2 separate regions of the Homo sapiens genome follow, and region 2 is linked to region 1. The links are chromatin loops, found by intact Hi-C in ENCODE. Cell type or tissue: HepG2. All regions are shown on one strand. Links, peaks and the distances in the headings refer to the core of each region. The heading gives the core; the rest is flanking DNA.

The links. Peaks named below come from ENCODE experiments on the same cell type or tissue, not always from the same donor. Only the 100,000 strongest peaks of a DNase experiment are listed, where the experiment ranks them.
Region 2: a loop joins it to region 1, with 18 times the contacts of the local background. A loop is called at or near these places in 1 of 110 quality-filtered maps.

Annotation. Positions count from the first base shown.
Region 1 is chr19:46,030,246-46,046,241 of GRCh38, forward strand. IGFL4 (IGF like family member 4) reads right to left here and starts at 10,757. Exons shown (of 4, transcript NM_001002923.3): 1 at 10,699-10,757; 2 at 10,273-10,323; 3 at 9,912-10,171; 4 at 8,937-9,691. The coding sequence starts at 10,717. The coding sequence ends at 9,647. RefSeq lists an enhancer at 2,328-2,931. In HepG2, for the core only: no CTCF peak of the experiment used is centred there; a DNase peak (open chromatin) is centred at 6,796.
Region 2 is chr19:45,947,859-45,963,854 of GRCh38, forward strand. NOVA2 (NOVA alternative splicing regulator 2) reads right to left here. Exons shown (of 4, transcript NM_002516.4): 2 at 13,152-13,295; 3 at 5,922-6,088. Among named protein-coding and RNA genes, the nearest start is that of NOVA2, 18 kb to the right of the region's middle. RefSeq lists enhancers at 4,677-5,624, 12,479-13,052. In HepG2, for the core only: no CTCF peak of the experiment used is centred there; a DNase peak (open chromatin) is centred at 8,273; H3K27me3 peaks cover 1,642 bases.

The DNA of each region.
Region 1 (15,996 bases), core at 3,347-11,346:
CAGGAGTGCACTACCACGCCTGGCTAATTTTTGTATTTTTAGTAGAGATGGGGTTTCACCATGTTGGCCAACCTGGTCTTGAACTCCTGACCTCAGGTGATCCACCCGCCTTGGCCTCCCAAAGTGCTGTGATTACACGTATGAGCCACAGCGCCCAGCCTATATAACATTCTTACAATGAGAACACAACAGAGATGGAGAACAGATTGGTATTTGCAAAGGGACAGATACAGTGTGTTTGTGTATGTGCATGTATATGTGTGTGTGCCTGCCACTATAGTGGTAACACAAGGGGATTCCTTTGTGGGTCTCTATCTTGATTGTGGTGGTAGGTATACAAATATTTATATGGATCAGATTGCATAGAAACACACATGCACATGCGTGCACACACACACAGGAATGCATGTGAAACTGGTGAATACTGAATAAGGTCCTCTGTAATCTAGTTAACAGTAATGTACCCATGTCACTTTCCTGGTTTTGATATTATACTATGGTTATGTAAGATGTTCCCACTGTGGGAATACTGGATGAATGTTACGTGGGACTGTATGTACCATGCAATTTCCTGTGAGTCTGTAAGAGTTCAACACAAAAAGTAATTACAAAAGAAGAAAAGAAAAGGTGCTGGTGATGACAAGGTTGTTGGGAAAAGGGCTTGTGCGGTGCCTGCATAAACTGGCCGTAAAAAATATGGGACAATAAGTTGTGGAAAGCCACAGGAGGCCTCTGATGAGGAAAGCCTTCTAATTGCCATCACGTTCCCATGGCCAGAGCGTGACCTGCTCTCTTATTTACAAGCACTGTGCTCAAGGAGAAAGACACTCCTTTGAAGCATTGGAATGTGGCCAGATATGCCGGCTCCTAGTTACGCCCACTCCCCACAGCTGCTCTCCAGTGAGTTAAAGAATAAATCAGTAGTTAAGTTTATGCTGCTTCAGCACAAAGACAATTTACCTAAACCGCCATTGCTATAGATTAGGTGTATGACACACCGCCCCCCTTTCACCATTTCACCCCTGAATATCTGCTTCTCAGATCTAAGTGATTGTACTCAGTAGTGTGGAGACCAGAGTTTGGCACCTTTTGCAGCCTCCAAAAGTGCAGTTGGCCCCCTGGCACCCCACCCTTTATGCACTCTTAACCTGTCTCTTCTCATTCCTTCGTCGCCACCGGACTTTGGGTACCCTACGGGTGGTGTTGAGGCTGGTCCCCAACACAAGGTGACAGCAGCCATCCCACTCCATTAGCAACTGTGGTGATAAGCACTGGTTTAAAATGGGCTGAATTGAAAACTGTTACTCTTGCCTTAGTCCAGGGATTGGCAAACTTTTTCTATAAGCCCCAGGTAGTAAATATTTTAGGCTTTATGGACCACATATAATCTCTGTTGCATATTCGTTTCTCTCTCTGTGTGTCTGTGTGTCTATGTGTGCTTTAAAATGTTTTATAAATGTAAAAACCATTATTAACTCATTGGCTGTTTAAAATAGGCCACATATAGTGTGTGTGTGTGTGTGTGTGTGTGTGTGTGTGTGTGTGCACATAGGTGAGATTTGGTCTGTGGGTTATAGTTTACCAACCCCTGCTTTATACAATATTTCTAAAGGCTGGACATGTTACGTCTTCTGACTCTGGAGTTGTTGACAATGTCTTAGCCACCTGTTCTGCCACTTGGAAGACTATAGACCAGCAGACTAAAGATATCTCTTTATAAGGCTGTGAACTCTGGAAATTCAATCACAGCTGCTAATGGAAACTTCTAAGTCCACTAGCAGCTGTGATTCATTATTCATGTAGATGCTCATAGTAATGATGGCAGCAGTGGCCCGTCTGGAGCTGCCACTGCCATCATGTGGGCTGCAGTGGGGGGCAGGTGGCACAGTTGGGGCTGTACACTCCACTAGACGGTTGGAGCTGGGGACAAGTGGGAGCCCTGCCCCTTCCAAGTTGGTGGGGCAGGAGCTCCCCGGGTGCAGCTGCAGCCACCCAAGTCATGGCTATGGACCCAGGCCTTCCACTCCATGGAGCAGGCAGAAACCCCACCCTCCCAGGTGCAGCTGCGGCTGCCCAAGTTGTGGCCTCCCTGTGCTCTTGGAGGTGCTGGGAGCAGGCAGGAGCCCCACCTTCCTGGGCACAGCTGTAGCTGCCCAAGTCATGGCTGCAGACCTGGGGCTCCCACTGCATGGAGGCCAGAGCCCCACCCCCCCAGGCATAGCTGCAGCCACCCAAGCCATGGCTGCAGACCCAGGCATCTCTGCACTCTTAGGGGCCTGGGAAGGCACTCCCTGCCCTCACAGGCTTAGAAGTGCCTCCTCCTGCTGCCTGGCTTCTCCCTGCTGTCAGCACCCACTGCAATCTTAGAGCAAAGTTGGGGCCGAGCCTAGGCACTGTCACAGCCTGGCTGGGTGTGCACATACCCGGGGCAGTGCTGACACACCAGCCCCCTGCCACAGCCCCCTCCAGACTTTGGGCACCGATGAGCATAGGAGGAAAGCTGAGGGGGTGCTGAGGGCAGCTTGGTACTGGCCTGCAGGTGCCCTTTGGCATAAGCAGCCTGGGCACCATGGATGGCAGCAGGAGGCAGACAGCCTCCTGGGCAGAAGGGGGCAGGTCCTGGTGAGGCCCCACCTTGAGGTCAGGGAGGGCCTGAAGGCTGGGGGCTGGGCTGCCAGTCCCAGGACCAGAGGATGAACCTGTGGTGCCTTTTTGGGGCCTATTCATGGCCATCTGTGGAGCAATCAGCATGCACTTCCTCCCCTCTGTGGCCCATAAAAGCCCCAGGCTCAACCAGCACAGGGCAGATGATGGGACAACCAGCTGCAGAGCGGAGCTATACTTTCTGCTGAGAGCTGGAGCAGATGATGGGATGACCAGCTCCAGGGAGGAGCTACCCTCTCTGTTGAGAGCTGGACACTTGTTGGGATGATCTGCATGCAGAAAGGAGCTGCCTGCTGCAGGAGACTGAGCTGGTCTATTGCTCAGTAAAGCTCCTCTTCATCTTGCTCACCCTTCGCTTGTCTATGTACCTCATTCTTCCTGGTCACAGGACAAGAACTTGGGACCCACTAAATGGCGGGGCTAAAAGAGCTGTAACACAAACAGGGCTGAAACATGCCCCTTGCTTACCACGCTGCAGGCAAAGAGAAGGAGACAAGAGCTGTGGCCCTTCAGGGAGCCCAGACTTGGGAGCTCCCTGAGCCAGGGCTATGACTCCCTCTTGGGGCCCTGCAGCTCCTGGTGTCTCCAGGCATCTGGATGCTACCACATTCCCCAGCTCCAGCCAGGGAAGCTGAAGTGAGGCACCGGGTCCAGCTGCAGCCTCGCAGAGAGCCGGCACCATGCTGGCACCGGGAGCTGCCCGCCCCGTGGCAGCAACTGGCACGTCTGACTGCGCAGTGGCTGGACCCCATGCTTGCTCACACACCCCTCGCAGTCTTCCTTGGAGGCATGGGATCAAGGCCAGTAGTATAAGCTGAGTGCAGCCTGCCAGGCCAAGTGGGCAGAACGAGCCCAGAGGGTCCAAGCAAAACTCGGGCAAAGGTGCCACCAGCCATGGGTTTCTGGCCAGAAAAGCAGCACTCCAAAGATCCTGTAACAGTAAGGACCCATTCTCTGATGAGACTGACTGGAATCAAGCTACTGATCAAATTTGCACAACCTTCACTGCTGTCATTGCCATCCGGATCCATCATTGTAACACGCTGACCTTATGGCCATGCGAGGAGAGCAACCCTAGCATCTGGGGAGAGAATGCCACATGCTCACGAGGCACGGGGAAGGAAGAACAGTGCTGTGTTCGCCCCCCAGATTCAGCACTGCAGCCCGAATCAAGCAACAGCTGCTGCTGGGTTTGCCACCCCCCACCTACATGCTATGAAAACAGAGAAACTCGTTTTTCTTTTACTTTTCCTTTCTTTTTTTTTTTTTTTTTGAGATGGAGTCTCACTCTGTCATCCACACTGGAGTGCAATGGCGCAATCTCGGCTCACTGCAACCTCCACCTCCCAGATTTAAGCGATTCTCCTGTCTCAGCCAACAGAGTAGCTGGGATTACAGGCGCCTGCCACCACACCCGGCTAATTTTTGTATTTTTAGTAGAGACGGGGTTTCACCATGTTGGTCAGGCTGGTCTGGAACTCCTGACCTTGTGATCCGCCCGCCTCAGCCAAAGTGCTGGGATCACAGGTGTGAGACACTGTGCCCGGCTGAAATATGTTTTTCTGACATGGCTGGTCCTGAACCACTCTGTTCTGCCTTATACCATCAATAGCACCTTCCAAACGTGGATCTTCCTCATATGTGCACAAACACATAGACTGATAGACATCTTGCTTTAATCGGACATAGAAATTTATGGCTGGGCACAGTGGCTCACACCTGTAATCCCAGCACTTTGGGAAGCTGATGTGGGTGGATCACTTGAGCCCGGGAGCTCAAGAACAGCCTGGGCAACATGGTAAAGCCATGCATCTACTTTACAAAAAAAAAAAAAAAAATATATATATATATATATTTATATATATATATATATGGTAGTGCATGCCTGTAGTCCCAGCTACTTGGGAGGCTGAGGTGGGAGAATTGCTTGGGCCCAGGAGGTGTGTTGAGATGAGCCAGCATCGCATCACTGCATTCTAGCCTGGGTGATAGAGCAAGACCCTGTCTCAAAAAAAAAAAAAGCTGGACATGTTGTATTTTAGGTTATGAGACTCTGGAAATAATTTAAATCTTGTTTTAGTTGGCTCTGTTTGACACCACTATAGCAGGGGAAGGAAGTTGGGGTGCTGTCTCCACTGCCAGGTCAGGGTAGAAGTCCGGGTTCTTGACAGCCTTCATTGATACCTGGTGGGGAGAGGGTGAAGAGTGCCTTGATACTGATGGGTTTTGAAATTCAGGTTCCCCTTGTCGTCCCCACTGATACTGTGACTCTATTCTTGGCACTCTCTAACCTTAACCTGGTGGGATAATTAGGATTCCTTACAGCCCACAAAGAGACTGAAAAAACAAAGGTAGAATATCCAAGGATGCTGGGACAACTATAAAACCGGTAACAGGCTGGGCATGATGGCTCATGTCTGTAATCCCAGCATTTTGGGAGGCTGAGGAGGGTGGATCACTTGAGGTCAGGAGTTCGAGACAGGCCGGCCAACATGGTGAAAGCCCGTCTCTACTGAAAATACAAAAGTTAGCTGAGCGTGGTGGCACCTGCCTGTAGTTCCAGATACTCGGGAGGCTGAGGCAGGAGAACTGCTTAAACCTGGGAGGCAGAGGTTGCAGTGAGCCGAGATTGCACCACTGCACTCCAGCCTGGGTGACAGAGCAAGACTCTGTCTCAAAAAACAAAAACAAAAACAAACAAAACCTGTAACATTCACTTAATGGTAATATTGATGACAGCAGTGGGCTGTCTGGTGTGACCGCTGCCATCACGCTGGCCACTGCAGGGAGGGTGCAGGAAGGAGGTGGACAGCACTTCCACAGCTGCAGTCTTGGGGGCTGGCACCATGGGATTGGGCTGGGTCGCCTGTAGCGGGGTGGGGAGCAGCGCAGTGGGAGAGCAGTGCCTTCAGGCACATCACAAAGCATTTTCACAGATAGCTTGTTTCTAGTTTTTATGGTGGGATAAAGGGGCCTGATGCAGATCTGGGGCCATGATTTGGGGGCCCGGGCTGGGAAGTGGGAGTGGTGCTCTCTTCAGGGTCCCAGCCACTGGCGAAGCCACTGTGCCGACCTTGCTGAGGGTGCTAGGTTCCTGGGGCTCAGGAGAAGGATCTGCACTGCGCCGCTGGGGTCTCCTCCCTGGTGTCCACCTGGGCATTGGAGTGATTGCCAAACCTGTCACTCCAAATGGCCTGGCCCAGGGCCCGTGATCCACTCTGTCCCAGGCCATCCCTGAGTGCCGGGGTAACGAGGCAGCTTGTGGCAATGTCGCCCCTACCCCAGATGCCAGCCCAGGCCCAGCGAGGATCAGGAGTCCCCTCCCCAGGCTGTGAGGGGGCACAGCCAGAGCTACATGCTCCACAGGGCAGCCAGGAGCCCTGCCCAAGTTGTGGCTGCAGATCTGAGCCTCTGTGCTCTTGGGGGGCCAGGAGCAGGCAGGAGCCCTGCCTTCCTGGGTGCCACTGCACCTGCCCAAAGCGTGGCTGCAGACCCAGGCCTCCTGCTCCATGGAGCAGGCGGGAGCCTCCTCCTGCCCCTGCAGCTGCAGCTGCCCAAACCAGCAACTGCAGCCTCAGGCATTCCTGCACTCTTGGGAGCCTGAGAAGTGCCCCCCTGCCTTTGCAGGCTTGGAAGTGCCTGCTTCCGCTGCCTGGCTTCTCCCTGTTGTTGTCGCCTACCATAATCTTGGAGCAAAGCTAGGGCTGAGCCCAGCGGGCCATGAACAGCAGCAGGAGGCAAACAGATTCCTGGGTGGAAAGGGCCACGTCCCTGGTTAGGCCTCACCTTCAGGCCTGGGAGGGCCTCATGGCTGGGGGCTGGGCTGCTAGACTCACAGGCCAGGAGCGGGGACTTGTGATTCCTTTTCTGGGTGCCCGTGGTCACCCATGGACCAATTGGTATGCACTTCCTCCCTTCTGAGGTCCATAAAAACGATGGGCTCAGCCAGAGGAGGGCAGAGGATGGAGAGATGACTGAATGACCAGCTGAGAAGAGGAGCCACCCTCTCTGCTGAGAGCTGGGAAGATGACAGGATGAACAGCTGCAGATAGGAGCTCTCCTCTCTAGGGCCTCCTCTTTGCTGAGGGCTGAACACTTGACAGGATGACCTGCCTACAGAGAGGAGCTACCCACTGTGGGTCTCTTCTGAGCTATTCTATCACTTAACAAAGCTCCTCTTTGTCTTGCTCACCCTCCATTTGTCTGTGTACCTTTCTTCCTGGATGCAGGATAAGAACTCAGGCAAAAGTGCCAGCAGCCACAGAGGTTTCCAGCCAGAAAGAGCAACACCCCAAAGATTCCATAACAATACCAGAAGGAAAAAAAAAAAAAGAAATGAATGGAAGAAATGTTTGAAACAATAATGACTGAGAATTTCCCCAAATTCATGTCAGACACCAAACCACAGATCCAGGAAGCTCAGAGAACACCAAGCAAGATAAATGCCAACAAAGCAAGACCTCATCTCCTGAAAGGTGCTTACTTTCTGGGAGACACAGATCCCCTCCTGGAAGAGGCCCATGACCACACGGCAGGAGTTCCTTTCCGAGACTGCCAAGCACCTGTAGCAGTGCAGACCCTGAGCTCTCTTCATGCACAGCAGGGCCATCAGCAGGACCAGGGCAAAGGTCTTCATGGCATAGGAACTGCTCATTCTTCCTCTCTTGCCAGTCATTTAGTTTCAATAAACTAAAATTTGTTCTTAGTTTTGTAGCTTAAAAAAAAACTACAAATAAGCCAGTGCAATTTCCACAACCATGTTGTCTTGTACATTTTCTGATGCTATAACAGAAGTGGATTGGATAATTTAAAAAGAACAGAGATTTATTTCTTATGGTTCTGGAGGCTGGGAAGTCCAAGGTCCAGGGGTCCACATCTGGCAAGGGCCTTCTTGCTGTGTCACCCCATGGCAGAATGCAAAAGACAAGAGAGCCCATGCACACAAGAGGGGAAAGGGGTCTGAACTCATCCTTTATTTTTTATTTTTATTTTTTTATTATACTTTAAGTTTTAGGGTACATGTGCTTGTGCAGGTTAGTTACATATGTATACATGTGCCATGCTGGTGCGCTGCACCCACTAACTTGTCATCTAGCAGTAGGTATATCTCCCGATGCTATCCCGCCCCCCTCCCCCCACCCCACAACAGTCCCCAGAGTGTGATATTCCCCTTCCTGTGTCCATGTGATCTCATTGTTCAATTCCCACCTATGAGTGAGAATATGCGGTGTTTGGTTTTTTGTTCTTGCGATAGTTTACTGAGAATGATGATTTCCAATTTCATCCATGTCCCTACAAAGGACATGAACTCATCATTTTTTATGGCTGCATAGTGTTCCATGGTGTATATGTGCCACATTTTCTTAATCCAGTCTATCATAGATCGACATTTGGGTTGGTTCCAAGTCTTTGCTATTGTGAATAATGCCGCAATAAACATACGTGTGCAGGTGTCTTTATAACAGCATGATTTATAGTCCTTTGGGTATATACCCAGTAATGGGATGGCTGGGTCAAATGGTATTTCCAGTTCTAGATCCCTGAGGAATCGCCACACTGACTTCCACCATGGTTGAACTAGTTTACAGTCCCACCAACAGTGTAAAAGTGTTCCTATTTCTCCACATCCTCTCCAGCACCTGTTGTTTCCTGACTTTTTAATGATTGCCATTCTAACTGGTGTGAGATGGTATCTCATTGTGGTTTTGATTTGCAGTTCTCTGATGGCCAGTGATGATGAGCATTTTTTCATGTGTTTTTTGGCTGCATAAATGTCTTCTTTTGAGAAGTGTCTGTTCATGTCCTTTGCCCACTTTTTGATGGGGTTGTTTGTTTTTTTCTTGTAAATTTGTTTGAGTTCATTGTAGATTCTGGATATTAGCCCTTTGTCAGATGAGTAGGTTGCAAAAATTTTCTCCCATTTTGTAGGTTGCCTGTTCAACTCTGATGGTAGTTTCTTTTGCTGTGCAGAAGCTCTTTAGTTTAATTAGATCCCATTTGTCAATTTTGTCTTTTGTTGCCATTGCTTTTGGTGTTTTAGACATGAAGTCCTTGCTCATGCCTATGTCCTGAATGGTAATGCCTAGGTTTTCTTCTAGGGTTTTTATGGTTTTAGGTCTAACGTTTAAGTCTTTAATCCATCTTGAATTGATTTTTGTATAAGGTGTAAGGAAGGGATCCAGTTTCAGCTTTCTACATATGGCTAGCCAGTTTTCCCAGCACCATTTATTAAATAGGGAATCCTTTCCCCATTGCTTGTTTTTCTCAGGTTTGTCAAAGATCAGATAGTTGTAGATATGCGGCGTTATTTCTGAGGGCTCTGTTCTGTTCCATTGATCTATATCTCTGTTTTGGTACCAGTACCATGCTGTTTTGGTTACTGTAGCCTTATAGTATAGTTTGAAGTCAGGTAGTGTGATGCCTCCAGCTTTGTTCTTTTGGCTTAGGATTGACTTGGCGATGAGGGCTCTTTTTTGGTTCCATATGAACTTTAAAGTAGTTTTTTCCAATTCTGTGAAGAAAGTCATTGGTAGCTTGATGGGGATGGCATTGAATCTGTAAATTACCTTGGGCAGTATGGCCATTTTCACGATATTGATTCTTCCTACCCATGAGCATGGAATGTTCTTCCATTTGTTTGTATCCTCTTTTATTTCCTTGAGCAGTGGTTTGTAGTTCTCCTTGAAGAGGTCCTTCACATCCCTTGTAAGTTGGATTCCTAGGTATTTTATTCTCTGTGAAGCAATTGTGAATGGGAGTTCACTCATGATTTGGCTCTCTGTTTGTCTGTTGTTGGTGTATAAGAATGCTTGTGATTTTTGTACATTGATTTTGTATCCTGAGACTTTGCTGAAGTTGCTTATTTGCACTCCAGCCTGGGGGACAGAGTGAAACTCTGTCACAACAACAACAAAATCAATGCAGTATAATTACCAAGTATTAGATTCTAGAGTGATCTGTGACTCTGCTACCCCAGAACAGTCTAGATGAGGTCAGATCTTGACACAGGGCTTTTTGGGTGGTATTCCTGCAGAAGGAGAGAAGTGGGAGAGGGGAATAAGAGGGAGGGTGGTAGCAGCAGTGGCGGGGAAGGAACAGAGACATGGAGAAAGACAGAGTTGCATGGTTACTGAGAGATGGGAAGGTATGGAACCCAGCAGAGACTGCACATCTGGGTGGGACATGGACAACCAAGCTCCATTCCCTACTCCCCCCTCCCACAGCCTGGACTGGAGTCAGATCCTTACCTGGGCACAGATCCTGGTGATAGGGGAGGACTTGCAATCTGGCTTCATGCCTGGGACCTTGAACCTCACAACTGTCTGGTTCTGAGAGCCCAAAGACTCCAGGCAGCAGTGCTGGAAGCAGGGCCAGAAGGTGCAGCTGGAGCCGCAGAGCCGGGTCTGGTTCAAGTCTAGGATGACACCGTCATCACAGCACTGCTCCAAGGGGTTGTAGGTCCACTCCCCGCACCTGGGCGCTGGCTGGCATAGCCACAGTCTAAGATCTGGAAGAGTCGGGGCTGGATGGGCTGCAAGGACCAGCCTAGGACCACCTCCCCACCAACCTTAATGCTGTTCTCTCCTCCCTCACTGCATCTGTTCTCACCTGTGACTCCTTCTGAGTTTGAACCCAAAAGTTCAAAAATGAAGATGGCAGCTGAGAAGCAGAAGGAGAGCGAGAATGATTCTGAGGTCACTAGGTCTTGACCACGGGGCACAGGATGATGTCTCTGAGCTTCTCTGGTTGCTGTTAACAGCTCAGAGTGGATTTTGGGACTGGCTGTGGGTGCAGGTCCTGGGGACTGGGCTTGGCAGGTGAGGAAAGGCAGGGAGGGCTCTGGGAAAAGTTAAGCTTCTGGAATTTGCAGTTCAGGAGACAGATTACAATGCAGTCACAGATGACATAGCAGTGATTATGAGGTGGGACACCAATAATTAAATAGGGAAGAGAGAATTAACTTTGAAGTTCAGAAATAATTAGGGATGTGATATCATTAGGGATTAGCTTAGCCTAGGGCTGGGGTCTCCTTACCAGAAATTCTGGGCACCATGGGTTAGGCTTCAGAGCAGCGGACGAGGGAGCAGCAGTGGAAATGGGTCAGTGACTTTACATAGGGGCTTATATAGGATATGAACTTACCGCCATTTAGGGAGGTGTGCAGAAGGAGTGGTTTCTTGGGAAGAGTTAGGCAAAAAGAGCTGCAGGGAACATAAATAATTCATCAAAAGCTTAATGAGATGCTTCTGGACCTGTTCCAAGTGGTTGCTGCCTCCTCAGACCCTTCAGATCCTCAGGGTAAAGGCTACCCAGGAACCTATCTAAGCTTTGACTCTGCTGAGTGTCTTTCTTTGAACACCGCCCAAGGGAAAACCACTTGGAAGATATTCCTTAACTCTTGCTTATCTAAGATCAAATTACTCACCAAACACCGGCTGTCTCTAGGCTCCCCATATTCCTCCACCCTGAAGTTTCAAGGAGTCCCTCTACTCCCCGTCTCAGTTCACCTGCAGACCTGCACTGTCTATAATTTTTCAGAGTCACGTAGGAGAATTTGTGAAGTTGCAGCATAATCTAGAAGAACAGCAGGGGCTGCAAAACTGTGCCAGGGAGAACAACAACAACAAAAATAGGCGGTGGTAGGATGGATCTCTGGGATTCCAGATAGGAAAGCAGCACCTTTTTTTTTTTTTTGGTTTGTGGAGTGCCTTGTCCAAGAAAATGCTCCTGTGTGTCTCACTGTGTGATGGGATTACATGTGGCGTATTTTTAGAGCATGCCCCTCCATTTTCCACTGGTTTCTTCCCTGTGTCACAGTGAGAAGGGTGGGAGGGTGAAAGAAGGATAAGGCACAGGTATTAGAGCTTTGTAAAAGTGCATTGTTAGTATAGACTCTCTAGAGTCTCTTCCTCCTCCCTCCTCTCTCTCTTTTTTTTTTTTTTTTTTTGAGACACCGTATCTCTCTGTCTCCCAGGCTGGAGGGCAGTGGTGCTATCTTTGCTCACTGTAACCTTTGCCCCCCAAGTTGAAGCCATCCTCCCACCTCAGCCTCTTGAGTAGCTGGGACTACAGGCAGGCACCTCCTGGCCTGGCTAATTTTTTTGTATTTTTCATAGAGTTAGGGTCCTACAATGTTCTGGTCTTGGAATCCTGAGCTCAAGCAATCCACCTGCCCCAGCCTCCCAAAGTGCATTGATTTTGTTGTTGTTGTGCTTATTTGCACTCCAGCCTGGCCTCTCCTTTCTTGACTGGATGTCCAAGTCTTCGGTATTGATTTCATGCAATAAACTAGCTCTCCTCGCCTATTTCTGCAGTTGCGTATTTGCATAGATATGTCTGTTTGTCTGCTTATCAATATGCCTTCTCCTTTCCCACACATCCAAACAGAAATCCCACCTGTAAAGACACATTCTCTCACCTACACAGAACAGCTGCTGCGGAAACAGACCTATAAGAACTACATTCCTGTTTATCAAGTTAAGTAGTGTGAATACCGCATTATAACTCCGAGCCAGCAACCAAGAAATTTATGACCACTTGAAAGGGAAAGCTGCAATGAAGAGTACAAGTGACTAAGGAGGGAAATCCCAAAGCTGATTACTAGAATTGATCTCTGTATAATTGAACTATCTATGTAGAAAATCCCACGGAACCCACTGTCAAGCAAGAGGTGAGTCTGACAGATTCTGTTAGTGACAAAAACAAGCTCTTTTTAGATTCAGACACTTTATTACTTACACAGACAGGGAAAGAAAGAGCCACAGGTGCCAGCACCATGTCCCTTATACAGGGTGACACTGAAACAAAAGGGCCAGATGACTGAACAAGAATAATAGGATGCCTGTTGCTGAGTAGAGAATCCAGCCTGTGGCTCCATGGTATAGGGAGGTAGAAAGCCTCATCCCTCCCTAGAAGCCAGAGGCAGTGAGAAGCTGTGTCATGGCGGCCTCCCTTATCCATAGGGAAGTGAGTGACAAGTGATGCTGTAGCAGCTTCCCACAAGCCTCCCATGACCTCACGTTCTGGGAAGACCAGAGAGTGTTCTGCCATGACATACATCAGCTACAGTTAATTTCACCAACGTGGCCCACGTGGAGATGTTTGAGGTCGCCGGGGCAGTAGGGCAGAGCCATTACCGTAAACCTACCCCCAAAGCTCCGGGAACTAATAAGTAAATTTAGATGGTTGTAGAATACAAAGTCAACACACAAAAATCAATTGTATTTCTCGCTCCTGGAATAAGTGGAAACAAAAATTTAGAGGGGAACAATGCCATTTATAATGCCCCCCTACTGAAATTGAATACTTAGGTATACTGTAAATCTAGGAGAACATGTAGAGGATATATATGCTTAAAACTATAAACTAGTGATTAAAGTAATCAAGGAAAACCTAAATATAGAGTGGTATATCATGTCATAGTTTAGAATATGGGGCTTTTTAGCTAAGATGTCAATTCTCTCCAAATTGTCTACAGATTTAACACAATTCCAATGAAAACCCAAGCAGGATTTGTCTCAGATAGAAGCAAAATAATTCTAGAATTTATCTGGAAAGGCAGTGGAAACAAGAATGGCCCAAACAATTTTGGTTGATGAAAAATGTTGGAGGACTCACACTACCCAATTTCACAATTACTCCAGCTACACTAATGAAGACAGTATAGTATTGGCAAGTGGAGAGATACATAGATCAATGGAGCAGAACAGATTTCAGAAATAAACCCAAACAAACATGGCAAATTGACTTTTGACAAAGATGCAAAAGCAATTCAATGTGGGAAAAGATAGTCATTTCAACAAATGGTGTGGGACAATGGGCATGCATATGAAAAAAAAAATCTTCTACCAAAGCTTACACTTCCTACAAAATTTAACTCCAAAATGATCTAGATATAAAAAGTTAAACTATACATTTTCTAGAAGAAAACATAAAAAAAATCCTTATGACTTAGGGAAAAGATACAAAAAACATTGTCCATTTAAAAAATGGATAGATCAGGAAGCGGGCAAGATGGCTGACTAGAAGCAGCTGTGGTCCACCGCACTCACAGAGAGGAATGAAAGGAGTGAGTGAATTCAGCATCTTCAACTGAAATATACAGGTTGTCACTCTCAACCCATGGAGAACGAAGAAATGCAGGGTAGGGTGATGGTCCACCCAGGAGCAGTGTGGAGGTATGGGGACTCCTGCCCCCAGCCAAGTGAAGCAGTGAGTGATTGTGCAACCCTGCCTGGGAAACCATGCTTCTCCCATGGATATTTGCAACCTTAGGATCAAGAGATCCCCACATAAGCCCACGCCCAGAGATTTGGGTCCAATACACAGAGCTGTGTGGAGTCTTGGCAGAGCGGCCACAGGGGCACTCACAGAGACCCAGGAGTTTTACGTACTCTGGCCCTGGGATCTGCAGCAAGGGAGGACATCCCTCCATACATATTTCTATGAAGGGGGCTGAATCCAGAGAACCAAGCAGTGTCATTCTGTGGACCCCACTTCCACAGCACCTCACAAGTTAAGACCCAGTGGCTTGGAATTCCAGCCAGCCAACAGCAACAGGCCGGAGTCTGCCTGGGTCAGGACCAAGTTCCTGGGGTGGGGGTGTCGTGGGGGCAGTCACCATCTCTGTGGTTCAGTAGACTCAGCCATTCTAGCCTGCCAGCTTTGGAGAATACAAATGGTCCAGATGAGGAAGGGTTCCCCACAACACAGCACATCTGCCTTGCCAGATTGTAGCTAGACTGCTTCTTTAAGTGGTTCCCTGACCCCATTCCTCCTGACTGGGTGAGACCTCCTAACAAGGGTCTCCAGCCACCTCCTACAGGGACGTTTGGGTCAACAACTGGTCAGAGGAAGGAGCAGGCTGCCATCTTTGCTGTTTTGCAGCCTTCACTGGTGACACCTTCAGGTACGGGAAAAACGGAGGCAACCAGGGTCTTGAACAAACCCCCAGCACACCACAGCAGCCCTGTGGAATAGTGGCCTGACTGTTAAAAGAAAAACAAACAGAAAACACCAACAACATCAGCAAAAAAGACCCCACAGAAACCTCATTCAAAGGTCAGCAACTTCAAAAATCAAAGGTAAACCCACACAGATGAGAAAGAATCAATGCAAAAATGCTGAAAACTCAAAAAGCCAGAGTGCTTCTTCTCTTCCAAATGACCACAGTACCTCTCCAGCAAGGGCACAGAACTGGGCTGAGACCGAGATGGCTGAATTAACAGAAGTAGTTTTAAGAAGGTGGGTAATAGGCCAGGCGCAGTGGCTCACACCTTTAATCCCAGCACTTTGGGAGGCCGAGGCAGGTGGATCACGAGGTCAGGAGTTAGAGACCAGCCTGACCAACATGGTGAAACCCCCTCTCTACTAAAAATACAAAAGTTAGCTGGGCATGGTGGCACATGCCTATAATCCCAGATGCTGAGGAGGCTGAGGCAGGAGAATCGCTTGAACCCGGGAGGCAGAGGTTACAGTGAGCTGAGATCGCGCCACTGCACTCCAGCCTGGGTGACAAGAGTGAAACTCTGTCTCAAAAAAAAAAAAGAAAAAGATGGGTAATAATGAACTTCACTGAGCTAAAGGAGGATGTTGTATCCCATTGCAAATAAGCTAAGAATCATGATAAATTATACAGGAGCTGACAGAATAGCCAGTTTAGAGAGGAACATAACTGACCCAATGGAACTGGAAAACACAAGAACTTCACAATGCAATCATAAGTATCAGTTACAGAATAGTTCAAGCAGAGGAAAGAATTTCAGAGCTTAAAGACCGTCCTTCTGAAATTATACAGGCAGACAAGAATAGAGAAAAAAGAACAAAAAGAACTGAACAAAACCTCTGAGAAATATGTAAAGAGACAGAATCTATGACTGATTGGGGTACCTGAAAGAGACAGGGAAATTGGAACCAAGTTGGAAAACATACTCCAGGATATCATCCAGGAGAACTTCCCCAAACTTGCAAGACAGGCCAACATTCAAATTCAGTAAATACAGAGAACCCCAGTGAGATACTCCATAAGAAGATTTACCCCAAGACATATAATCAGCAGATTCTTCATTGTCGAAATGAAAGAAAAAATGTTAAGGGCAGCCAGAGAGAAAGGCCAGGTAACCTACAAAGAAAAGCCCATCAGACTACCAGCGGACCTCTCAGTGGAAATCCTACAAGCCAGAAGAGATTGGGGGCCAATATTCAACATTCTTAAAAGAATTTCCAACCCAGGATTTCATATCCAGCCAAACTAAGCTTCATAAGTGGAGAAATAAGGTCCTTTTCAGACAAGCAAATGCTGTGGGAATTCGTCACCACCAAGCCTGCCTTGCA
Region 2 (15,996 bases), core at 4,309-12,308, 81 kb before region 1:
CCATTTGCAGTCTGTGCATACAAATCCCTGAAAAGCTGCCTTGGACTCTGGAGTCACCTGCTTGGGTTTAAATCCTGGCTCCCTGTCTGATGCTGGGCAAGGGACCTAACCTCTTTGAGACTCAGTTTTCTCATCTGTAAAACAAGGATATTCAGACCTCCTCATAGGACTATGATGAAGCTTAATTGAGCTTATGCATGTAATGGTGAGCTTGAAATCCAAGCATGACCACAAGTAGCTGGAACTGAGAGTGAGTGCCCTTCAGGTGACTCACAACTGCTACCATTGGCAGATTACACCTCAGTCCCTATGTTTCTGCTTGGCCCTGTGGGTGAAGTCATCACCTATTCATTCAAATAAGTGACATGTGCTGAGCACCTACTATGTGCCAAGCATAGGGCATCATGTATGTGTGCAATTAATATAAGCCATAGAAGCACTCAAGAAATGATTATTGTCAGCCGGGCGTGGGGGCTCATGCCTGTAATCCCAGAACTTTGGGAGGCCAAGGTGGGCGGATCACGGGGTCAGGAGATCAAGACCATTCTGGCTAACACGGTGAAACCCCGTCTCTACTAAAAATACAAAAAAATTAGCCAGGTGTGGTGGCGGGTGCCTGTAGTCCCAGCTACTCGGGAGGCTGAGGCAGGAGAATGGCGTGAACCCGGGAGGGGGAGCTTGCAGTGAGCCGAGATTGCGCCATTGCACTCCAGCCTGGGGGACGGAGGGAGACTCTGTCTCAAAAAAAAAAAAAAAAAGAAAAAAGAAAAGAAAAGAAAAAGAAATGATTATTGTCATTGTTATCCCCATGGATGGAGCTGGATTTAAATCCCACATCTGCGGTACAGCTATTATGGAAACCAGTCTGGCAGTTCTTCAAAAAGTTGAACATAGATTTATCATATGTCCCAACAATTCCACCCTAGGTATCTACCCGAGAGCTGGAAATATATATCTACAAAAAGACTTGTACATGAATGTTCAGAAGCATTACTCATCATAGCTAAAAAGGAGAAACAACCCAAATGTCTATCAACTGATGAACAGACAAGCAAAATGTGGTCTATGCATACAATGAAACATTATTTGTCTATAAAAAGGAGTAAAGTTTTGACACATGCTAAACTATAGATAAACCTCGAAAGTATTACATCAAGTGAAAAAAGCTAGACACAAAAGACCATATATTATATGATTCTGTTTATATAAAAGATCCAGAATAGGCAAGTCCACAGAGACCAAAAGTAGATTAGTGGCTGGAAGACGTTGAGACTGGGATCTGGGGGAATGGTGAGTGACTGCTCATGGGCACAAGGTTTCTTTTTGGCATGATGAAAATGTTCTGGAATTAGATGGTAACTGATGTACGACTCTGTGAACATACAACAAAACTACTAAACTGTACACTTCTAAACAGTAAAGCTTACAGTATGTGAATTATAGCTCAACAGAGCTGTTATTTCAAAAAAAAAAAAAAAAAAACACCAGGAAAAACAAACAGCCTGACAAATCAAGAAGATGGAACAGCATGTTCACAACCACAACCAGGAGTGGTATTTAGTCTGTGATGCAGTATTTTAGAGCAGTGAAGGAAGGATAGATTGGCCAAGAAAAGGTTTGAGGACAAGGGGTTAATCATGTGGGAAAAATAAAGTTAGGTTTTAAGAAAATTTCTACCTCTTCCACCTCCTAGCTGGTGGCCTGTGAAAGTCCCTTTACTTCTCAGAGCCTCTTTTTCCACATCTGTAAAATGGGCATACTATTCCCGATCCATACGATTTGTGCAAATATTCAGTGAGACACTGGAAGCCTGCTCTCTGGAGTCACTCAGTCAGCAGGGTTGCTGTTTCTACAACACAGCAAGGTCCAAATCGTAGGTTGTTTTTTTTTTTTTTTTTTTGAGACAAAGTCTTGCTCTGTCAGCCAGGCTGGAGTGCAGTGGTGCGATCTTGCCTCACTGCAACCTCTGCCTCTCAGGTTCAAGTGATTCTCCTGCCTCAGCCGCTGGGGTAGCTGGGATTACAGGCGCCTGCCACCATGTCTGGCTGATTTTTGTATTTTTAGTAGAGATGGGGTTTCACCATGTTGGCCAGGCTGGTCTTGAACTCCTGGCCTCAAGTAATCCGCCCACCTCGGCTTCCCAAGGTGCTGAGATTACAGGCATGAGCCACTACGTCCAGCCTCCTAGTTTATTCTTTAGTAACTGTGTGACCTTAGGCAAATGCCTTCACCTCTCTGTGCCTTACCTTTCTCATCTCCAGTATTAGCATAACCACACCTACCCTATATTATTATTGGAAACATTCTTTTTTTTTTTTTTTTTACAGTCTTGCTCTGTCACCCAGGTTGGAGTGCAGTGGCGCGATCTCGGCTCACTGCAGCCTCCGCCTCCCAGGTTCAAGCGATTCTTCTGCCTCAGCCTCCTGAATAGCTGAGACTACAGGTGTGCACCACCATGCCCGGCTAATTTTTTTGTATTTTTAGTAGAGATGGGGTTTTGCCATGTTGGCCACGCTGGTCTCGAACTCCTGACCTCAGGTGATCCACCCACCTCGGCCTTTCAAAGTGTTGGAATTACAGGCATGAGCCACTGCTCCCGGCCTGTTATGGGAAACATTCAATGACTAAAGTGATGCCCAGTGCCTGGCACATGGGAAGCGCTAAGCCAATGGCAGCTGCCTTCATGATAGACCCTGAATTGTAGAACTACAGCATCTTAGAAAGATCTGCAGATGCAGACTCATAGAATCTTGGAATCCCAGGACATTAGAACAGTAGAATCTTAGATAATACATGCTTAGAATCTTGGAATCACAGAGCCATAGAACTGTTGAAGTTTTAGAGCCAGAAGGACCAGAGACCATCTGCCCCAGTGATTTGCAAGCCCATGGAAATTTGCAAATACTACTACTACCACCACCAACAATAACAACAAAAGCAGCATCAACAGCTAACAGTTTAATAGAGTAACTTATCTAGGTTCCACCACAACCCTAAGATAGGTGTTATTATTACCCCATTTTCTAGATTGGGAAATGGAGGCACAAAGAAAGAACTTGCACAAGTTCTTTCACAGGTAATGAGCAGTAGAGTCAGGATCTGATCCCGGGCCAGAGTTTATGCTCAGATTCCTAAGCCTTACCAGAAATATTGATTCAGTGGTTCTGGACAGGACCCATGAATCTGCATTTTAAGCTACCCAGATGACTCAGATATCAGCTAGGGGTGAGAGCCACTGGTATAACCCAGAAGTGGCAATCTGGTGATCCTCAGGCCCCAGTCAGCCTACAGCCATACATGTTTTTTTGACCTTCATAGTGTTTTAAAAGCAGAGTTGGCCTGGCGCAATGGCTCACGCCTGTAATCCCAGCACTTTGGGGAGCTGAGGCGGGTGGATTGCTTGAGTCCAGGAGTTAGAGAACAGCCCGCAACATGGTGAAATCCTGTCTCTACAAAAAATACAAAAATTAGCCAGGGGCCGGGCGCAGTGTCTCATGCCTGTAATCCCAGCACTTTGGGAGGCCAAGGAAGGCAGATCACCTGAGGTCAGGAATTCGAGACTGGCCTGGCCAACATGGTGAAACCCCATCTCTACTAAAAATACAAAAAATTAGCCAGGCATGGTAACAGGTGCCTGTAATCCCAGCTACTTGGGAGGCCAAGGCAGGAGAATCACTTGAACCCGGGAGTTGTAGGTTGCAGTGAGCTGAGACCAGGCCATTGTACTCCATCCTGGGCAACAAGAGCAAAACTCCGTTTCAAAAAAAAAAAAAAGAAAAGAAAAAAAAATTAGCCAGGCGTGGTCGTGTTCACCTGTAGTCCCAGCTATTCAGTGGGCTGAGGTGGGAGGATCGCTTGAGCCTGGGATGTCGAGGCTCCAGTGAGCCTAGATCATACCACTGCACTCCAGCCTGGGTGACAGAGTGTGACTCTGCCTCAGACTAATATATATTAAATAATAATAATAATAAAGCATTTTAAAGTCAGTTGATCTAAAAAATTTATGGCTTCTTTTGAAAAATTTGGAAGATGTGGTAGCACTATGTTCATGTTCCCAAAGTGCAATAATTCGGTGGATTTGAGTGGCAGCTTCTCCCTTTAAAGATGGCATACCCTCTCCAGAGAGCAACAACCCTCAAGGCTTTTGTTACCTTTTTCAATACTTTAGTTATTTAATTTATAATCCCTGGTTTGGCCCAGCTGCTGCACTGTAATAAAAGAGAAACTGAGGTCTACAGAAGGAAAGGGGCTCTGAGTAACACTGCAAGTCCAAGGCAGAAAAGAAGTAGACCTGTTTCCTGACTCAAAAATCCCATAATAACAACAGAGAACATTTTTGGGGCTAACTTTCTATGCATTATACACATAAGCTATGTGCTTTTCAAACATCAACGAACACTAACCATCACCCTTAAGGAGGCATCATAATGAATCTCATTTTACAGGTGAGAAAAATGAGGATTGGAGAAATCAAAGTCACTTGCTCAAGGTCACATAGGACGTAAGTACTGTACGGAGAAGGATTCAACTAAACAACAGAGCCCAGAGCCTGAGTTTTCAGCTATGATCTCCCTCAGTCTTTGGAACACTCGAGTAATAAGGCAGGGAATAAATCCTGGTTCTATAACCTTTCGACTCCACTGTCTCAGAGCTCCTGTGGATTAGGGGGAGGGGGTAGAAGGCTCAGGCACAGATGGTGCTGACCCCATTTTCCTTGCAACATTCACAAACTCCTGATGAACCCTGAGTCCCTTGTGGCCACGACCAAGGCGGAGGGAAGAGGCAATGCCCTCGCCTCCCTGTAAACTGTGAATAACTTGTGCGCTGCTGGTGGGAAGGGATTCGGGAGAAACCTGGCGGGGAGCGAGGAGCTTCAGCACCAAGGACAGCGTCCGCGCTACACGCCCCAAGCCCTGCGGTCTTTTTTGGGAGCGCTCCACCCTGCAGCTCTCCTCCAGGCTTCTCCGCCCACCATTTCCCCATGAGCTTAGGGGAACTCAGGCCTGTGCTCTGCCCCACCTCAGGGCAACGACAGGACCCAAGAATTCCAGATTTTACGGACTCCCTCTCTCCTGTCTTTGCCTCTAGGTAGACGTTAACGAGCCCTCGCAAGGGGCCCTCCCGTCAGCCCAGGGGTTCTCGCCCCATTGCACGGAGTACGCATGCATAGGGGAGTGGGGACGGGAGAGAAAACGGGAGCCAGCCCCGCGTTTCCGTTCCCTTACGCACTTCCGGGTCCGGACAGCGCTGCCTGCAGCTTTGAGGGGAGCCCACCTGCCCCGTGAGCGCCGTCGTCATGGCAACCGGACAGGCCCGGGAAGCGATTGGCCACTCCCTGCCACGCCCCTATGCCACTGCTTCCCCGTAACTGAGGCAACGGAGGGGCGCTGCCTTCCCCCTTCCATTCCTTCCTGGAGAGGGCTGTGTAGGAGAGGGACCCACCTCTTCTCTCGCTAATGAAACACCACCTCTACCCCCATACGTTAATTATGGAGGGAAGGAGGATGAGAGGCCATTTGTAAACTCTTCTGGATGTGGCTGAACTGTCACTGAGGTCACTTCCGGTGATAGCAGGAAGTGGGAGGCAGGTCGTTCAGAGAGACAATGGGATGAGGTGGAAGAGAGAAGAGGAACTAGAGAATCCTAGGAAGAAAGGATCGAACAATAGGGAATCATGCCACATTCTCCCAGACCTTCACTCCCTCTCTGAATCAAGCCCACTCTAAATGTTCTGGAGTCCTTTCTATTCTATTAGAGCTGACTCCCTAAAAATAATACTAACCACTACCATGTGGTCTTTGACTGATGAGATTTTTATCAGCTTTGTCCCATTGAACCTCACAGTAAGCAGTGATGTGGGAGGAATGTTTCTTTGTGAATGTCAACAGCTTTACAGCAACCCAGTCTCTGCCCCAGCTGACCTGCTTGGCTCTGTCGGGGTTCATCGTGGTTTGGGGTTGAAGGATGTTGACCACCTCAGGCTTGGTCATCGCTTGTGGGATTTCTCGGACCTTCTCGGCAATAAAGCTGTGCACAGCATTCAAGGCCTCTGCCGTGCCCTGTACTAGGCATACCCGCTCTGTGGTTCCTGTTGAGCAAGGGAGAGAGAGGGCACACTCATGAGACAGGAATGGGAACATTCCTGAGAGACAGGCCCCATTTAATGGAAGAGGCAAGCTGAGGTCCAGAGAGTGGACCTGACTGATCACACGGTGAGCCTGGGGGAGCGGGCATGGGCTGGCAGGCCATGATGGGCAGCTGGGAGAATGAGTGCCATCCTGTTTTATAATCTGCACTTCATCTCCCTCCCCTAAAACAACCTCTAGGGATGGAAGAATGATGCTTAAATGTTTTGCGATGCCCACAGCAGCCCTGGGCAGGGGAGACAGGGCTCAGCTGCCTCTTCTCAGTTCTTGCGGTTCCCTGGTTGCTTTGGCAACCATTCACTCACTCCGCCCCCCTCCCCTTCTGGAAGCAGAGAGCTCAGGCCTGCAACGGTTGCCACAGTAACTGGAACCCCCTTATCGGTCTGGCTGGCCGGGTCCTCAGCCCACCCCCAGGGGGACGAGGGACGAGGCCCTGTTGTCATGGCAACCCCTGAAAGCCTGCAGCGTTGGCCTCTGGGCTTTTTGGAGAGGATGGGGGAAGAGCTGGGGGATGGGGGAGGCAGAGGAGAGGCCTGAGTGCCTGTCTGAACCCACCAGATGGAGGGCTGAGGGGTGGGGGAGGGCAGGGGTGTGGACAGGGGAGAGCAGGGTGGGTCAAAGACTGCTCATGGAGGAGTGAGGACCAAGGAACTGGGGAGGGAGGGTCTTTCCTGGAGATTCTCCAGATACTGGCTGTGGCTCTGTCCTGGGCATCCTTCTCATTTCTGCATGAGAGTGTTAGGGAGTGGGGGCACGGGGGAGAGAGAAACTGGGGGGTATTGGGATATGTGTGTGAAAGAGATTCTGGGTGACACTGTGACCAGTGTGTGTGTCTGCGAGGCTGGTGAGTGGTGTGTGTGTGTGTGTGTGTGTGTGTGTGTGTGTGTGTACTTGAGCAGGACTAGCTAGATGATCCTAATCTGTGTTTGTAGAAGATAAAGTGCAGAGACTGCCTTATGAACAGACTATGTGACACAGTGATTCCGGTGAAGATGTTCGTGCGTGCCCTTGTGTGTGGGACAGACTTTGGTGTCGCTTTGATGATGAAGGTTATGTAGACTCTTTGTGAGACAGAGCTGAGTGTATGTGAGAGTTTGAGAGAAAGAAACAAAAGAATCTCACAAAGTGGGATAGAGGCTACACAATGAATATATACCACTTTGAGACTGGATGGCAGTGTATGTGTCTGCATTTGTGTGTGTACGTGTGTTTGTGAAAGTGAAAGAGAGACACACTTCTGGATGTTTCTGAGACTATTTGGATGACCAGTGTGAATATACACATATGTACAGGAGACAGGAAAGACCCTATGACCAGTGTGTGTGAACCTGAGAAGGAGAGACAGACAGGTAGACTCAGGTGTCAGTTTGTAGGACTTTTTGGATGACTGGTGTGTTTGTGTATGTGTGTGTCTGAACATGTGAATTACAGCGAGACAAAGAAAACTTGACTGGTCAGTGTGAGAATGTGCGTGCCTGGGTGAGCCGGGATGTGTGTGATGCGTGGAGTGTGAGTGTGTCTCTCTCTCTTTGAAGGGGATTCTGCCCCTGAGAATGTAAAAGGTCTTGAGTGTGGCCGGGTGCGGTGGCTCACGCTTGAAACCCCAGCACTTTGGGAGGCCGAGGTGGGCAGATCATGAGGTCAAGAGATCGAGACCATCCTGGGCAACATGGTGAAACCCTGTTTCTACTAAAAATACAAGAATTAGCTGGGCGTGGTGGCACGCACCTGTAGTCCCAGCTACACGGGAGGCTGAGACAGGAGAATCGCTTGAACCTGGGAGGCGGAGGTTGCAGTGAGCCGAGATCATGCTACTGCACTCCAGCCTGGCGGCAGAGCGGGACTCCGTCTCAAAAAAAAAACAAAAAAAAGAAAAAAAACAAAAAGTGTCTTGAGTGTGCACCAGGCACCGTGTGGCTGTGTACCTGTGTGTCTGGGATACCTGGGGTGTGTGTCAGTGTCCAGCAAGCACTTCAGTGCAGCACGCTGGTGACACGACCCTGACTCCTCAATTGCCATTTCCCAGTCTGGCAGGCCAGCCTCGCCATGTGTCTGGGCGTCACTGTCTGTGGGTCACTTGTGTAGCTGACATCCCCCACCCGCTTTGGGCCATGTTCCTCACTCTTACTACCCCCCCTTCCCCACCCCAGAACAATGGCTTGGTCTGAGCCAAGGGTGAGTCAGCCTGCAGTCTGCCTCCGTCTGGTGTAAATAGGAAAGGGTGTGGGTTGGGGTGGGAACTGGGGGGCGGGGTAGGGGGAGGTGGATGCCCCAGGAAGAGCTGGCCGAGGGTTTGCCTCTCTGTGAAGCTTCCTTCCAACTCAGGAAGTCTTTGACCTTCCATCCCCTTGTAGTTTTTACAAGGGGGCCCACAGGGGCTTTTGGGGAGGTTGGTTAAGCCCCACAAGAGTGTCTAATAATAGCTGACCCTTATACAACCCAAGCCTCAGGCACCATTCTAAGCACTTTTTTTTTTTTTCCCTGAGACAAGAGTCTCATTCTGTCGCCCAGGCTGGAGTGCAGCGGTGCGATCTCAGATCACGGCAACCTCTGCCTCCCAGTTCAAGTGATTCTCATGCCTAAGCCTCCTGAGTAGCTGGGATTACAGGCGTGTGCCACCACGCCCGTCTAAGTTTTGCATTTTTTGTAGAGATGGGATTTCACCATGCTGGCCAGTCTGGCCTCAAGTGATCCACCCGCCTTGGTCTCCCAAAGTGCTGGGATTACAGATGTGAGCCATCGCACCTGACCAAAGCACTTTATACATACGTGTTCACTTAATATATGAAGTAGGCAATATTATTATTGTCCCTGATTCCCTGCTAAGGACGCCGAGGCACAGAGAGGGCTCAAGATGTGTTCAAGTTCTCTTAGATGGTAGTGGATGTTCAGAGATTTGAACCCAGGTGTCTGGCTTCAGAGTCTGTGCATTCTGCTAAATTTGGGGTGCATGGAGTGATCAGCTCTATGTGTGTATCTTGGAGGGAGGCATAAAATGATGACAGTTTTATTTTTGTATTTTTGATATTAAAAAGAATATGAATGTATTAAGTAGTCATTCAAGAGTATGCACGTTGATAGAGGTATGTTATAAAACTATAAAAATGTTTTTTGAAGTGTGTGTGGTGGGACACAGTGGCTCATGCCTGCAATCCCATCACTTTAGGAGGCCAAGGTGGATGGAGGGCTTGAGCTCAGGAGTTCAGCCTGGGCAATATAGCGAGACCCCATCTCTACAAAAAAAAATATACAGGCCAGGTGCAGTGGCTCACGCCTGTAATCCCAGCACTTTGGGAGGCCGAGGCGGGTGGATCACCTGAGGTCTGGAGTCCGAGACCAGCCTGCTAACATGGTGAAACCCTGTCTCTACTGAAAATACAAAAAATTAGCTGGGCATGGTAATGGACGCCTGTGATCCCAGCTACTCGGGAGGCTGAGACAGGAGAATCGCTTGAACCTGGGAGGCGGAGGTTGCAGTGAGCCGAGATCTCACCACTGCACTCCAGCCTGGGCAACAACAGCGAATCTCTGTCTAAAAAAAAAAAAAAAAGTAGCTGGGCCTGGTGGTGCACACCTGTAGTTCCAGTTACTCAGGAGGCTGAGGTGGGAGAATCACCTGAGCCCAGGAGGTTGAGGTTGCAGCGAGCCACGATCGTGCCACTGCACTCCAGCCTGGGTAACAGAGGAAGACCCTGCCTCAATATAAATAAATAAATACAAAATAAAAAGTGTGTGTGTGTCTGTGCTTTTCTTCAGCAGTTAGGGTATAAAGCTTCAAGCAGATGTTCAACATCAGACGGTGTTTTAGAATCCCTAGGGTGGCCGGTCGCGGTGGCTCAAGCCTAGCACTTTGGGAGGCCGAGGCGGGTGGATCGCGAGGTCAGGAGATCAAGACCATCCTGGCCAATATGGTGAAACCCTGTCTCTACTAAAATACAAAAACATAAAAATAAAAAAATTAGTTGGGCATAGTGGCACATGCCTGTAGTCCCAGCTACTCGGGAGGCTGAGGCAGGGGACTCGCTTGGACCCAGGAGGCAGGGGTTGCAGTGAGCCGAGATCACGCCACTGCACTCCAGCCTGGTGACAGAGCAAGACTCCGTCTCAAAAAAAAAAAAAAAAAAAAATAGAATCCTCAGGGTGGATCTGGGCTGACGCAAGGGAGTCTGTGTGGCCCTTGCGCAGGTGCTTGCCTTTTTCTGCATTTCAGTTGCTCCATGTATGACCTGGATGGATTGAATCTAGGGCTTTGGGATCCACCACAAAGGAGGGGAGGTTGTGTGTTCTGCCCTTCTCTTGGAGTTAAGTGCCAGGTAGGTTTTTATTTCATGTAGTAGACACCCAAGTGCTGTGTGTGTGTGTGTGTGTGAGAGTGTGTGTGTGTGGGAGCATGTGTGTGAGTGGGGTGTGTGTGAGTGTGAATGAGTGTGAGAGCACGTGTGACAATGTGTGTGTAAGCGTGTGTGTGAGTGGGATGTGTGTGAATGAGTGTGAGTGTGTGTAAGCATGTGTGACAATGTGTGACAGTGTGTGTGACTGTGTGTAAGCGTGTGTGTGGGTGTGAGGGTGTGAGTGTGAATGAGTGTGTGTGAGCATGACAGTGTGCGTGTCAGCGTGTGTGAGTGTGAGCGTGTGAGACTGTGTGTGAGTGTGCATGTGAGAGTGTGAGTGTGTGTGCATGCTAACCTACTAGGCCCAGAGTGCCCTTTCAGTTTCTCCACTGTCATTTCTCACATGTTCTGTCTGCTTTGGCTACATTGACCAAACTGCTCAGCAGCCTCCGAGTATGCCATTTTGTCTTCCTGGGCACACTTCCCTGCACTTTACCTCGCTCATCCTTCCCTACTGCTCTGGTCGTCTCTTCCAGGAAGCTCTTCCTGACCTCCCTGGGCTGGGTCCTTTGTGCCACTTGGGCTCCAACTACCAACCTCTGGACTTCCTGTCCCAGCCCTGACCACTCTGGGTCATCACTGGTGTGACGTCTGCTTCCCTGACTGGGATGTGAGAACCAAGGAAGCAAGGCTGGGACATTTCAGCCACTGCTATTGTCCCCATTTCTGTCTGGCACCGGGCTGGCATAGAGGAAGTGCTCAGAGAATGTGTGTTGAATGAATGAGTGAATGAATGAATGACAGGGTGTCACGCCAGGAGTGGAGGGAAGTGTTTTTTGTCTCCTGCAGTAGCTTTTCCATTTTCCTACATTCCTGTGGGATGTAGGACTAGGATGTAGGGGGCTGTGTCCTGCTTCTCTGAGTCAGCAGCCGGCTCATGCTGTATGATCTGGAAGTTGCACGCCAGGAGTGGGGATGGGGGCTGACCACATGTCCAGGGGCTGAGGAGAGACGCTGGCTCCTGTTGCTTGTCTGAATACTGTTTGACCTGGTAGGACCAATGTCTGTCCCGCCTTCTGGGTTTCCCAGCTGCCTGGCCTGTGGGGTGTGTCAATGGGCTGGGAGGGGACGACATGTCTCGTGGCACAGAATGTGATCCAGGAGCAAGGAACCAAGTGTCCTCGGAGGAACATTCCGAACAGAGGTCTTATCCATATCTTGTGGGCTACAGGGGAGTGGGGAAAACTGGGCCAGGGTGGAAGAGAAAAGGAGGAGGTGTGCCTGGTTCACTCGATTTTTCTCTAAACCTCTTGCCAAAGCTGCTTAGTGAGATGGGAGGCTGGGGGCGGGGTGGATGGTGGAGAGAGAGAGAGAGAGAAGAGGAGAGAAGATAGAGCAGAGAGAGAATGAGAGAGAAAGAGGGAGGAGAGAGGGAAAGATAGGAGAGAGGAGAGACGGGGTGGGGAGAGAGAGAGAGACAGAGAGGGAGAGAGAGAGAGAGAGAGAGAAAGAGAGAGAGAGAAAATGAGTGCGTACTGACCCTGGGCTCCAGCTCTGGTGTTTGACCTAAAAAATCCAAGGGGATTAAGGATGAACTAGAACCAGCACTGGACCAAAGATGCAATTCAGGAGGCCTTCCCTGGAGTCCTAGATGTCGATGCTTGTCGGGCATTGGTCTTGGGAGGGAGATAGGGAGAGGTGAGAGACTTTGGAGGGAATAGAGAGAGTGGAGGGGCCTTGGAAAATGTATGGTTGGGGGAGAAGGATGGAGCAGGGGGAGAGGCAGAAAAGGGACTGGGTTTGGAGGAAGGGAAGAAAAAACCAGGAGGGAGCTGAGACTTAGGAAAAAAGAGACACAGGAAGGGAGAGGCAGAAAGAAATGTGTGACGCCCGCAGAGGAGGACCTCAGTGAGAGGGGGCTAGTAGATACTGGTTGAATGGATGATTGAACAGAGTTCAGAGAGAGAGAGGAGGAAAGGAAAAACGTGAGACTATGAGAGGTGGAGGGAAGGAAAGGATGGGGAGAGAGACAGGAAGACAAAAGGAGAAGGAAAGATGAGGGGAGGGACAGGGAAAGCAGAGGACAGATGAAGAGGACAAGAGATGGGGGGTATCCAAACAGAACCAGAGAGATGGACAGAGAGGCAGACAGAGGGGCAAGAGACAGAGGGAGGCAGAGGGGAGCAAGAGACGAGAAGTCAGAAACAGAATGAGAGGGAGACACATAAAGAATGACACCGAGACAGAGAAAACCAGTGAGACTGGGCAAGAGGGGGTGACAGAATTCCAAAGGGGGGAGCAAGTGTGTGGAACATGGCTGGCTGGCCCCCAAGCCCGGAGGGACGCCCTGACACCTGCCTCCCTCCCCACCCTCGCTCCTCCAACTGACCAGAGGGGGCAGGTGTGTGGGAAAAGACACATCTGCCAGCGCATCATGCAAATGAGCTCATGAATATGCAGCAGGCCCGTTGTCTTGCCCTGCCCCCACCCCCATCTGCTCGGCCAGGCCCCTCGGGCTGGGGGCAGCTCTGTCCCCTTAGGGGAAGGGGAGGCCCCCTCCCCACCACTGTCACTGTCCTTAGGGCAGACCTTCCCCCTCATCTAGGGCCCAGGTGGGAGGGAGAAAGGGAGGAAGGGCGGGGGGCCTAGGGCAGAGACCTGGGCCGGGGCTCACCGGGGTAGAAGTCTTTGGACTTGGAGAGCTTGATGGTGGCTCCGGTCTCCTTCTGCAGCTGCACGATGGTCTGCCCGCCCTTGCCAATGATGGAGCCCGCCGCGTAGCTGGGGATCAGCACCTTCAGGAAGTATTCGCCTTCCTCTGCGGGGGCACACAGGGTGGAGGGGAGTCAGCGGGGGAGGGGTCTTCACCTTTGGAGGGGGTGAGCAGAGGAAACCCCAGGGGTCACAGTAGCAGTATGGAGAATAATACAAATAATGATCTTCATTCACTCATTCATTCAACAAATAGTTATTGAGCACCTGCTACGTGCCTGGCACTGGTCTAGGGAAACAGCCAAGAAGAAAATAGACAAAGCTCCCCGATTTGTGGGCAAATGAGGCAAATAAGGCCGAAAGAGTTTTAGTGATTCAGCCAAGAGCTCGCACAGCTAGCTACATTCTTCTAGGTGGGGAAGACAGACAGTATATTTCATGTCAGATGGTGGGACTCCTGATGACACAAAAAAGGCAGGAAAAGGGGGTCAGGGAGGGTGGGAGGCTGCAGTGTCAGAGAGGGAGGCCAGGGAAGCTCTTCCTAAGAATGTGGCAGGCTTTATTCATCATCACACACTTTTGCAGCACCTGATAGGTGCTATACTGTTCTAAGTACTTTCCAAATACCAGTCCTTTGAATTTTCACACTTATCCTATGAAGGAACCCATCATACAGATGAGGAAACAAAGGTGAAGAAATCACCCAAGGACACTTGTAGGTGGCAGAGCTGAGATTTGGAGTCCATGCTCTGAACTATTATGATCATCAGGATATGGAGGAAGGAACGGAACCACATGGCTATGTGAAGGACGAGTGAGTGCAAAGGCCCTGAAGTGGGACTGTGCCTGTGCTCTTCCAGAGGGACTAAGGAGGCCCCTGTGCCTGGGGCTGAATGAGAGAGGGGAAGAATGGGAGGAGATGAGGACAGAGAGGGGTGCTGGTGGTGAGGGGTGATGGGGCTCGCAGGCCACAGTGAGGTCCTTAACTTTTACCCCAAGTGAGATGGAGCCATGGGAGGGATGTGGCCTGACTTAGGTTTTAGGAGGATTCCTCTGATGCCCATGAGGGGAGCAGACCGTGAGAAGCAACGGTGGGAGAGGTGGGGGCCCAGTGAGGTGGCGACTGCAATGGTCCAGGCAGGAGGTGACGGCGGTCTGACAGGTGGAAGCGGTGAGCGGGGAGGCAGAGGAAGGCCGGACGCTGGGGATGCTCCGAACACTCACTTTTGATCAGGCGCTGTGCTGAGTGCTTTGTGAGCTTGATCTCGTCCGTTCCTCACAACCTCCCGGTGAGGCGGGTGGAATGAGCTCCATTTTTACACAAGAGGAAACTGAGGCACAGAGGGGCACAGAGAAGTGAAGGTACCAGCCCACGGTCATCACCAGCCCAAGGACACGAACACAGCTACTGGGCTCAGATTCAAATCCAATTCTGATTCAGTCTCCTCCCATCATTGCTTAACACCCTCCACTCCTGGGGGGACCAACACGATGAAGGACAGCCTCGAAGACCTAGATGCAGTGCCAGCGGCAGCTTGTGGAGTTTTGGCCATTCTTTGTTATAGGCCAATTTTTCTTTTCCTTTTCTTTCTTTCTTTTTCTTTTTTTGTTTTTCCTGAGATACGGCCTTGCTCTATTGCCCAGGCTGGAGTGCAGTGGTGCAGTCTCGGTTCACTGCAACCTCCACCTCCCGGGTGTAAGGGGTTCCCCTGCCTCAGACTTCCGAGTAGCTGGGACTACAGGCGCCCGCCACCACACGTGGCTAATTTTTTGTATTTTTCGTAGAGACGGGGTTTCGCCATGTTGGTCAGGCTGGTCTCAAACTCCTGATTTCAAGTGATCCGCCCACCTCGGCCTCCCAAAGTGCTGGGATTACAGGCGTGAGCCACCGCACCTTGCTTATTATAAACCAGTTTTTTTGACCATGTGAAAAGCATTTTGTTAATGTAGTCTCAAGGCAAGCATCTAGCCTCCCCTGCCCGTTGCCCCTACGTGCCTCCAGGATGGAAATTCTGGACACTTCTCAGTATAAGAAGACCCTTTGCGGCCGGGAGCGGTAGCTCACGCCTGTAATCCCAGCACTGTGGAAGGCGGAGGCGGAGGCGGGCAGATCACGAGGTCAAGAGACGGATACCATCCTGGCCAACATAGTGAAACTCCGTCTCTACTAAAAGTACAAAAATTCGCCGGGTGTGGTGGCGCGTGCCTGTAGTCCCAGCTACTCGGGAGGCTGAGGCAGGAGAATCGCTTGAACCCAGGAGGCAGAACTTGCAGTGAGCCGAGATCGCGCCACTGCACTCCACTCCAGCCTGGCGACCCTTTGTGACTTGGCCCCACCCACCTTTCCAGCTTCACTTCCTCATCTTCCTCCGTGAGCCTCAGGCTCAGTGCATATTTTGTTCCTTAAACGTGCCCTGCTCCTTCCCACCTTAGGGCTTTTGTGCATGCTCTGTGCCTGGCAGCTTCTCTTCCCCTCAGTCAGTTTCTTTTTTTTTTTCTTTTGAGACAGAGTCTCGCTCTGTCGCCCAGGCTGGAGTGCAGTGGCGCGATCTCGGCTCACTGCACGCTCCGCCTCTCCGATTCACGCCATTCTCCTGCCTCAGCCTCCCGAGTAGCTGGGACTACAGGTGCCCACCACCACGCCCAGCTAATTTTTGTATTTTTAGTAGAGACGGGGTTTCACCATTTTGGCCAGGATGGTCTGGGTCACCTGGCCTCGTGATCTGCCCTCCTCGGCCTCCCAAAGTGCTGGGATTACAAGCGTGAGCCACCGCGCCCGGGCCCCCTCAGTCAATATCTTTTGTCCT